Linked DNA regions of Mus musculus: regions 1 and 3 are each linked to region 2. Evidence: chromatin contacts called from ENCODE Hi-C or POLR2A ChIA-PET data. All regions are on one chromosome and are shown on one strand. The core of a region is the stretch at or near the end of the contact, and the rest is flanking DNA. Distances in the headings are between cores, read along the strand shown. Region 1 has its middle 8.9 kb from the start of Mir23a. Region 2 holds the start of Ier2 (immediate early response 2). Region 3 holds the start of Hook2 (hook microtubule tethering protein 2).

Evidence for each region. Hi-C counts contacts between places; a loop is a spot of excess contacts on that map. ChIA-PET counts read pairs that join two places held with the same protein, here RNA polymerase II (POLR2A).
Region 1: a loop to region 2 is called in a map of heart, with 5 times the contacts of the local background. The contact joins the enhancer-like site here to the promoter of Ier2 in region 2. A Hi-C loop is called at or near these places in 4 of 37 maps with a recorded cell type or tissue (heart and regulatory T cell). POLR2A ChIA-PET finds 5 or more read pairs at or near these places in 1 of 5 experiments (Patski).
Region 3: a loop to region 2 is called in a map of heart, with 8 times the contacts of the local background. The contact joins the promoter of Hook2 here to the promoter of Ier2 in region 2. A Hi-C loop is called at or near these places in 9 of 37 maps with a recorded cell type or tissue (Patski, T-helper 17 cell, T-helper 2 cell and 3 more). POLR2A ChIA-PET finds 5 or more read pairs at or near these places in 2 of 5 experiments (Patski and embryonic stem cell).

The regions. Positions count from the first base shown.
Region 1 is chr8:84,198,226-84,201,034 of GRCm38, forward strand. No RefSeq gene overlaps it. Among named protein-coding and RNA genes, the nearest start is that of Mir23a, 8.9 kb to the right of the region's middle. Within about 2 kb of position 1,371, at least 1 of the 3 ENCODE cell types and tissues checked has a DNase peak (open chromatin) inside an H3K27ac peak, as active enhancers do; it is heart, where a contact is called at or near this core.
Region 2 is chr8:84,661,348-84,664,250 of GRCm38, forward strand. It overlaps Ier2 (immediate early response 2), which reads right to left and starts at 1,505. Exons shown (of 1, transcript NM_010499.4): 1 at 1-1,505. The coding sequence starts at 1,404. The coding sequence ends at 739.
Region 3 is chr8:84,989,351-84,992,167 of GRCm38, forward strand. Hook2 (hook microtubule tethering protein 2) reads left to right here and starts at 1,273. Exons shown (of 21, transcript NM_001372357.1): 1 at 1,273-1,402; 2 at 1,869-1,954; 3 at 2,027-2,099. The coding sequence starts at 1,358.

The DNA of each region.
Region 1 (2,809 bases), core at 121-2,620, 460 kb before region 2:
CTATCCTTGAGGCCACTACTGTGTCACCCACCTCAACAGAGCCCTGGTAACTACCCACCTTGGGGCCATGAATGGCAACCCAACCCTGTAGCGACTCTGGCAACACTGTTCATCTCCAGGGGACCCCTCTAAGTGGCAAATTGCAGGCCATACTGCCCTACACTAGGCCCCATACCGGCAGCTGAATGACAGAGCTGGGCGCCCTCCCCGGATGCGGGGGAGCGGCAGTGCCCCAGCGAGGGGGCAGGGATCTGGTGGGCCCGGGACAGTCCACAACACAGTCGGTCGCCACGGCGACAGGAGGCGGGCTGCCTGACGGCCTGAGGCGCTAGCCGCCAGCCAGTGGGGAGGAGCCTCCCTAACCGCAGTGACGTGGGGCCTCCCTGTTTGATGTCTCTGTGCTGCGTTGCCATGGGGCCCGGGGCGCTCTACGTGTGTGCCCGGGTGACCTGTGGGGCGACCTTCAGACCTAACAGGGTCCCTTGACACAGCCCTCCCCCACTCCACCAACCTGGTGCTGGTGGGATCTAAGATGTTCCACTTCCTGTGGGGCAGAGCATGACAGAACCAGCTGTGTGTGTGTGGTGTGTGTGTGTGTGTCTATGTATCTTTGTGTGTGTGTGCCTACACAATATGGTCTCACCCTGTTCTAGGCCTCCCCATTTTCTTCCCTGATCAAAAAGTTAATAGCTAAGTTTAGTGAGCTGAGGTCCTGCTGGCTCTTCTATTGGTGCTAGGGGACAGATAATGAGGGTCAGGGCAGTCGCCAGGGTCTGCGAGTTGTTGCCTGAGCATCAGTTCACTCACTGGTGAATGGATGTTTCCAGGCCACGTGTGATGGTGCAGGTCTGTCATCGCAGTGTTGGGGAAACTGAGGCAGGAGGCTCATGAGTCTTAACCAGTAGAGCCTGGGCTACACAGACTGTCTCAACAAAGCAAAATGGAATGAAAAATAAAGTGTCTACAGAAAACAGATGAGGTGTTGGCACTCTGCATCTGAGGGCAGGTTGATGAGGTCTCTGAGGGGCACAGAGAGGGCACCCCCGGAGGTTGGCTTGAGCCTGAGTAAACGCCTGAGTGTACACAGGTCTTGGACTTGTGTGCTCTGTCTGTCTCTCTCCCTTTTTCCCTCCCTCTCTCTAATTCTCTGCCTTTATATATCTTTTTCTTTCAAATTTTGAGGCATGGTCTCATAGAGTCCAAGCTGGCCTCAAACTCACCAAATAGCCCAAGGATGGCTTTGAACTCCTGACCCTGCTGCTTCTACCTTCTAGACAGGATCACGCTCTGCAGCACGGGTTGACATTTAACCTGTGATTTTCCTGCCTCAGCTTCTGAAGTGCTGGGCTAATAAGCTCAGAACCTAACTTTTTTGTCCTCATTTAAAGTGCTCAGGGGGCCATGAGGCCGTCTCTCCCATCTTCCAGGGCTTGCCCAGAGTTGGAGAATTCTGTGCCACTCCAAATCCTCCCCTGGGGCCCCAACGGGGTGGGCCTCCTTTCCCTCCTGCCCTAACCTGTCAGATCTTGCACTCTGGGCCAGCCTGCCTGTTGGGCCCCACATGGGAAGGAAGCTGCAGAGTCCCCAAGACTTGGGCCTCTGGGCTGATGGCTTGGTTCGGCTTCATCCCACACTCACACCAAAGTTCGAGAGAGTGCAGAACTAAACCACTAGTCGGTTGGGTCCTTAGCTGAAGAAGTGACCAGAGGTCACAGGTCCCTCCAGTGCTCTACCTGGCATGTGCTGGGTCACCCCTCTCCCCTAGTCTTATTCAAAGGGGAGGTGTCCCCTTCTCGCCCACAGGATGGGGACTCCGTGGCAGTATATGGAAATGTTGGGAGTGGTTGGAGAAAACTGCCCCGAGAGCAATAGCCACCCAGTTCTGGGAAGGCCCAGCCCGTGCTGTGCAGAAAGATGGTGTTCAGTGTGGGCTGGGGTCCACCCGCCTCTGTTCTGCCCTGCAGAGGGCCAAGTAGCAGTCCAACATGCCCAAGGAGGTTGGCGTGGCCACAGAGGGCACCCTGCCCCTCCTTGGCTGGGTTTTGTTCCTGGCCCCCTACCTGGGCACCAGGCCAGGCCCTGAGGCAGGGCCCCGTCCAGGGGAACAATACCACCGTGTTCCTGATGGTGGAGGGGAGGCCTTAAGGATGAAGAGGGAGAGACATGCACAGAAAAAGGGAAGGATGGAGTTGGGGGAGGGGGCTCTTTCTCAGGGATATACCCGTAACTGTGGAGTCTCCCAGAGGTCCCCGGTGGGTGGTTGGGGGAGGGTGCCCGGAAGCCTGGAAAGAGGAGGGGCGCAGACTCAGGGGTCACCTAGCCTAGAATCAGAAAATCTTGTCCACAGCAGCAAGAGGGGATTGGGTGAGATAAAAGGAGGGACTTCCTAGACTGGAGAAGGTGCAGTAGAAGTGAAGATTCCTGTTTGGCAGGACCCACCCCCCCCAGAGTACCCAGGCCCATGCCCATTCCGGATATGGAGAAAGTTGGGCCTGAGTTGGGGGACAGACTAGTGAGCGTGGGGCGGGCCGCCTCGGGGGCACATGACGGCGGCGCCCGCCCCGCCCCGCGCCCGCCCCCTGCCCGGCCGTGGGGGGAGGAGACGCGGAGGTTTTAAAGGCGATCTGGGCCGGCCGGCGGGGTGGGGCGCGGCCGGCGTCGTCTCGCCCGCGCGCAGCCCGGCTCCCCTCCCCCGCGGGGAATTGGGGTCCGACTCGGGAGAGACTCGCGGGGCGCGGGCGGCGACAACTTTCCCGCGCGGCCCGGGGAGCAGAGAGGGGGCCGTGACCGCCTGTCCCGGGAGGCAAGC
Region 2 (2,903 bases), core at 255-2,754:
TCTTTATTTTCCTAGCTGACATTGTAAAACTCCAGGTAGTTGCTAATTAAACAACCCACCGTGGGAAAAGTAAACAGACTTTCTTAAACACGCTGGTAAAAAAAAAATTTTCTTTCCTGCCCGAAGAAGCTGTGTCTACGGCAGCAACTACGACCAGCGGCCCACCCGTCCCGCGGTGGTCCACGCCAGGCGATCATCTAGGTTGACCAGTCCCGGGGTCTCCAGCCACTTCAACTCTGATCGCAGATTTGATTGGTTCAGTTCAGGCTCACCCACAGCAGCCTGTGGGGGCGAGGTGACTCAAGTCACTTCCCAGTCCCTAGGGCGGGTCCACACCCTGGCCTCCTCCCAGGCCCCACACCCACGCAAGGCAACAGGAAGCACCCGCGTCTGTCCCATGACGCAACTCTGACCGCTTGCACAAGCGTGCCCACTTGTAGGGGCCGAAACGCGAATGGTAGTGAAACGGCCTTGAAAGGGCAGCCTGGCCCCTAGAGAGTTCGACCCTGAGATTCAAGATCTAGGTGTCCCTTCTCCAAGCCAAGGAAGGGACAGTCCTTTAATAGCACCTATGGACGCACGTCTGGGAGAAGGCGCCCGCGCCCCTCGCTCCTCAGTCCTTCCCCTGGCCTCTCGGCAGCTCGGGCCGCGGCTCTTCTTCACGGCCCCCGCCGGCCTTCGCCTCGGGTGTGCGTTCTCCGCTCCGGTGGCGCCGCTCGAAAGAAGCCACCAGAGCTCTCAGAAGGCCACCACAGCTCGCACCAGCACGTTGAGCATATTGTCGGCCGGGCGGCAGGCTGGCTTGGCCTCGCACGTGGGGGGCGTCGGCGGGGGCACGGCGGGTCCACAGTTCAGGAGACTGGAGAAGCGCCTTTGGAGGACGCGGGCGAGGTTAGGGAAGGCACCTTCGCTTTGTGCCGGAGGAAGCTGCAGGCGATCGGGAACCTCCGACGTCGCCTCCCCCTCCACCTCTTCTAGACGGGCCTTCTTGCTTGGTACCAGTCCGGCATCACTACCGTCGCTCAAATCGCTGCTGCTCCGGCGCTTGCGGCTGACTCTAGCGGGGGGCGGGTCACAGAGCGCAGGGGTCTCCTGGACTCGCAGCACTTCCTCTTGCGTATCCATGGGCTCCGGAGGCTGCACGGCTTCGGGGGACGCTACTTCCACTGCAACTTCGGCTTCCCGCGGCGGGTGCAGGCGAGGGTCAAGAGCCCTGCGGGATGGCGGGAACTCGGGCTGGTGGGCTTCTACCTTGGCTGAGAGGTAGACCTCTCGAGCGCTGCGCATAACGAGGGACAGCTGCAGACTCCGGTGGAGTCGCAAGCCACCTCGCTGCATGCGAGAGTGGTACATCTTCCATACCGACAGAGTCATGATGCGCTGCGCTTCTTTCTGTACTTCCATGCTTGTTCGACGAGAGTAGTTAAGTCGAGAATGGGTTAAGACGGGCGGTGCAGCCCAGACGACAAGCTTACAGCAGCAGGTACTCTGCTAGACGTTCGGGCGAGGGCAGCAAGCCGGAGCCTTTTAATATACTGAGAGTGACGTCACTGCAACACCACGCCCAACCAGAGGGCCTCATCCGGGCTTTCCACAGTGGCTAGCGAGTCCTTAAAGCAATAGGGATAAATTTACGCCTCGAAGGAAAAAGGACTTAACTACTGCAAGGAAGAACTTCCCCACTGCACCTTAAGACACTAGGTTCTGGGTTCTCAGAGTCACCAACGGGCCAGAGGATGAGGCCCACCAACGAGACGGATAGTGGGCGGTAATCTGACTGCAGTGGGGAAAACCCGGGACCGGGGTACATTCCCCGAGGGCACCGTTCATCTTGCCTACCAGCCTGCTAATTAATATTTTTTGAACAGTAAAAACGCTGCTACTTATTAAGCAGTTACTACACGCCAGTTACTACAGTGTTGAACTTTCTCTTTTTATTCAATGTCTCTGATCTCTCACCTCCACTCCATAGAAGATACAGTTTTCCAGGTGAGAAATAGGCAGCCACCTGACCAATATTTACTAAACGAATGATTATATGATTATACTATGGCGAAAGGATCAACTAAAGCCTGCAGCCCTTCTATCTCCACCTTTCTGGACATGGGTGGAAAGTGGGCACGGACACTGTACCCCGTAACCACAGATATCCACCACCTCACGACTGCTCTTTACTTTCAGCGTTAAAGATCTCCCAGTTTTCCGCAACCCAGTGGCATGGAAGTCCCAATGTCCATAGGGCCTGCGATCTTCCCTTGTCAATAGAGCAGTTTTCTGCCTTCATGCCCTCGTGAACGGAATTACTCCAAGAAAGACAGATATCTGGGTCGAGATGGCACAGTGGGTGGAGCCACTTGTTGCCAAGCCTAACGAACTCAGTTCGATTCCCGGTCCCACCGGTCCCACGCCGTACAAGAGAACAGACTTCTATACGATGTCTCACACACACACACACACACACACACACACACACACACACACACACACACACACACACACACACACACAGTAACAAAGAAAAGAAAAAAAGAAGTCGGTTCCACTTTGCATCACTTCCCAAGAAAAACTTGCTTCTAGTTGCAGAAGGGAGAAAAATTCAAATAACCCCTTTCATTTGCTGTGCAGGCCCTTTAAGAAACACCCCCTGCCAGCGGGCAGACTTCCCGCCACTGCAGCCGGCCGACTTCCCTGGCTAAATTTGGATGTAATGACGTAGGTTGGCGCCGCGAACCACTTCCGGATGCCCATATAAGAACAAGGGCAGCCGGTCTTAGCCCGAGGAGAGGGCTTCCGGGGCGGGGCCCCTTCCATCGGCGAGCACGCCCCTCCAATCCAGCCCTCAGGAGCCTAACTAAGTGTTGTCTCGGGTCGTTCGAGTCTGTTTGGTGCTACAGTTCTTTGGA
Region 3 (2,817 bases), core at 23-2,522, 330 kb after region 2:
GTGGGTTGCAACCGAGTGTCTGTAGTAGATTAACAACTCTAGTAAGATAGAGGGCGGGTGGCTGATGTCGCTGGGCTCACCCAACCAGGACAGGGTCGCTGGACTGGATCCCGGCTCATTGCCTGGATGGAAGCAGAACATTATCCCCCTCCGAACTGAACCCGCCCCAAAGCAGAGCCGGCTCCACTCCTCCCTCTGGGCACATTTAATAGCCTCTAATTACAGCACATTACCCCACCCGCCAGAGAGGGGAGGGGCTACTAGTGGACCCAGGGGTCAAAGGGCGTGGTCTGGGCTTTACCCCTGGCGTCAAAGCCCGTGTACTTTGTAGCCGCTGTTTACTCATTTGCAAAGCGGCGGATTAAAAAAAAATTAAATAAAAAAATTAAATAATACAGTTTCTAAAATTAAGAAACAAAACCTGGGAATTAAAGTAGCCCTTGTCTCCTAGGGTCGTGGAAAACATTCAATTGTCTGTAGATATATAGCTTATTGTAAAGTCTGAAAACAGTAAGCACTCCACAAATGATGTCTTGAGACTTTATTGTCAAAAAATTCTAAGCTCTCTGCGCTCCCCTAAACCGGCTCAACCGGTGGACGCACCCTTTTCCCAGAAGGATGCGTTCCTACGTTCTGCGCGCCCCCTGGTGGGCTTCAGATCACCCGCAGCTTTGGCCAGGTCGAGTGTTTTTTAGGGCAGGAAGGTGCTCAAAGCACCCGGGGCCGGGAAGGAGCAGAGTAGCTCGCAGGAAAGAGACCCCGGGCTGGGCAAGTGCTATGTCCTTTACTCAGGACATACTTGACCCTTCCTGCTCCCAACCATACCCGAGTTTTCAGAAGGACTCCAGCCAGAATCACTTCTCTGGGGAAGACGCTTTTAAGATCCTCTCACTCCACGACTACAGGATTTATAATTATTCTCTGCGCCCACATTAAGAAAGGCTCAGATCATAACGCGGCTAAACCGGAGGATTTCTTTCAGCTTTGGGGGGGAACCATTAAAGTGCCTGTGAAACTGGGTGCGGTAGATCCGCCTTAAAAGGATCTTGAGGACCACTCCACTACATAAAGAGAAGCCGCGAGGAGTGGAGGTCACCAGCAGCAGGACTGAGCCAGACTGACACCTAGCGGCAGAATGTGCACTTGCCTATGTCCCGCATCTAAGATGGCGAGGCAAGTGTTTGCAATGGGAGATCACGTGTCTGGGGCGGAGCCTATGGCTAGGGGGCGGGGTGGAGCGGGGCGGCGCTCTAGGCCGAGCGGGAGGTCTGGGCTTCGGGCGCTCGCTGGTGGCGGACCCGGAGGCTGCTGCTGCGTGCCGGGGCTCCTTGGCCCGGATCGAATTCGATCCGGAGCCATGAGTGTGGACAAGGCCGAGCTATGCGGGTCTCTGCTCACCTGGGTAGGTCGGGGGGCGGGGCTGGGTCAGGTGTGCGCCCTCTCCTCTCGTCCTGTCTTGGTCTTCTTTCCTCGGTTTTGGACCTGGAAGGAGGAATAGATCGTAGGCTTGCTGGGCCGTTGGACTCTGACCTGACCACCTGCGTCTGTCACGTGGGCAGGCCTGAGCGAAAAGACCAGGTGAGGCCACGCCCCTCTGGAGGGCACAGGCCTGGTCACATGTTAGCAGTGGGGACCAGGTGACTGGTGGTAACGCCCTGACCTAGGTTTGCAGGGTTTGCCAGGATAGGTAAAATGAAGCCACGCCCCGTCCTTGCCTAGGCGTGTAGAAGTCACGCCCCCGAAGATGTGATATGTTGGTGCTACAGGCTAATGCCTTTCTAACCCCGTGAAATGTCTGATGGCTGGGGAAAAAGTCTGCAATTCCAGGTCCTCAATTTTCCTGTTGCCCTTCCGTCTTCCCCCTTTAGTTGCAGACGTTCCAAGTTTCACCCCCCTGTGCCAGTCCCCAGGACCTGAGCAGCGGACTCGCCATAGCCCATGTGCTGAATCAGATGTGAGTGTGGCGGCTGAGTGGGAGGATCCTGAAGGGCTCCCCAGCCTGCTCATCCCATCTTTCTGCCCCTAGAGACCCTTCCTGGTTCAACAACGAATGGCTCCAGGGCATCTCAGAGGACTCAAGCCCCAGCTGGAGGTTGAAGGTGACAGGTGGACTCATGACTAGGGAATAACTAGAGGACTTAAGGAGGTGAAGGCAAAGGGAAAGCTAGATACATGTCCTGTGCGATGGACAGGCAGTCTTGTCAGGAAGAGAGCCAGATGTCTGGTGATCAGCAAGCTATTTTTGTTTATATTGAGCACCCACAATAGGACAAAAAAACTTGCCACCATTCTTATGATGTGGGCAAAAGCACACACACAACACATGTTAACTTCCAAGAGGTGTGCTGGCAAATGCTTGTAATCCCAGCTATGGTGGTGTGTTAATACAGGAGGGTGGTAAACCATCCATCATCCCGTCTCAAAACCTTTAAAAGGCCAGGGATATAGTTGGCAAAAGAGAATTTGCTCACCCTACACAAGGTCCTGAGTTCAATCCCAAGTAGCAGGGTATGCTGGGTGGGGGGTGGGAGGGGGGATGGGCAGGGGTAGCCAGACCATGTGGCACACATGGAGTCCCAGTACTTAGCAAGCCAGAGGATCAGGACATCAAGGTTATCTTGGGTGGCTACACAGTAAGTTAGAACTCATTCTGAGCCACATGACACACTGCTTCAAGAAACAAAACTGGGCTGGAAGAATGGCTTGGTGGTTAAAAATGGATACTGTTCTTCCAGAGGAACTTACTGCTTCTCCAGAGAGGACGCACAGACATCAAACAGCTCTCAACCACCTGCAACTGCTCTAGGGGATGTGACA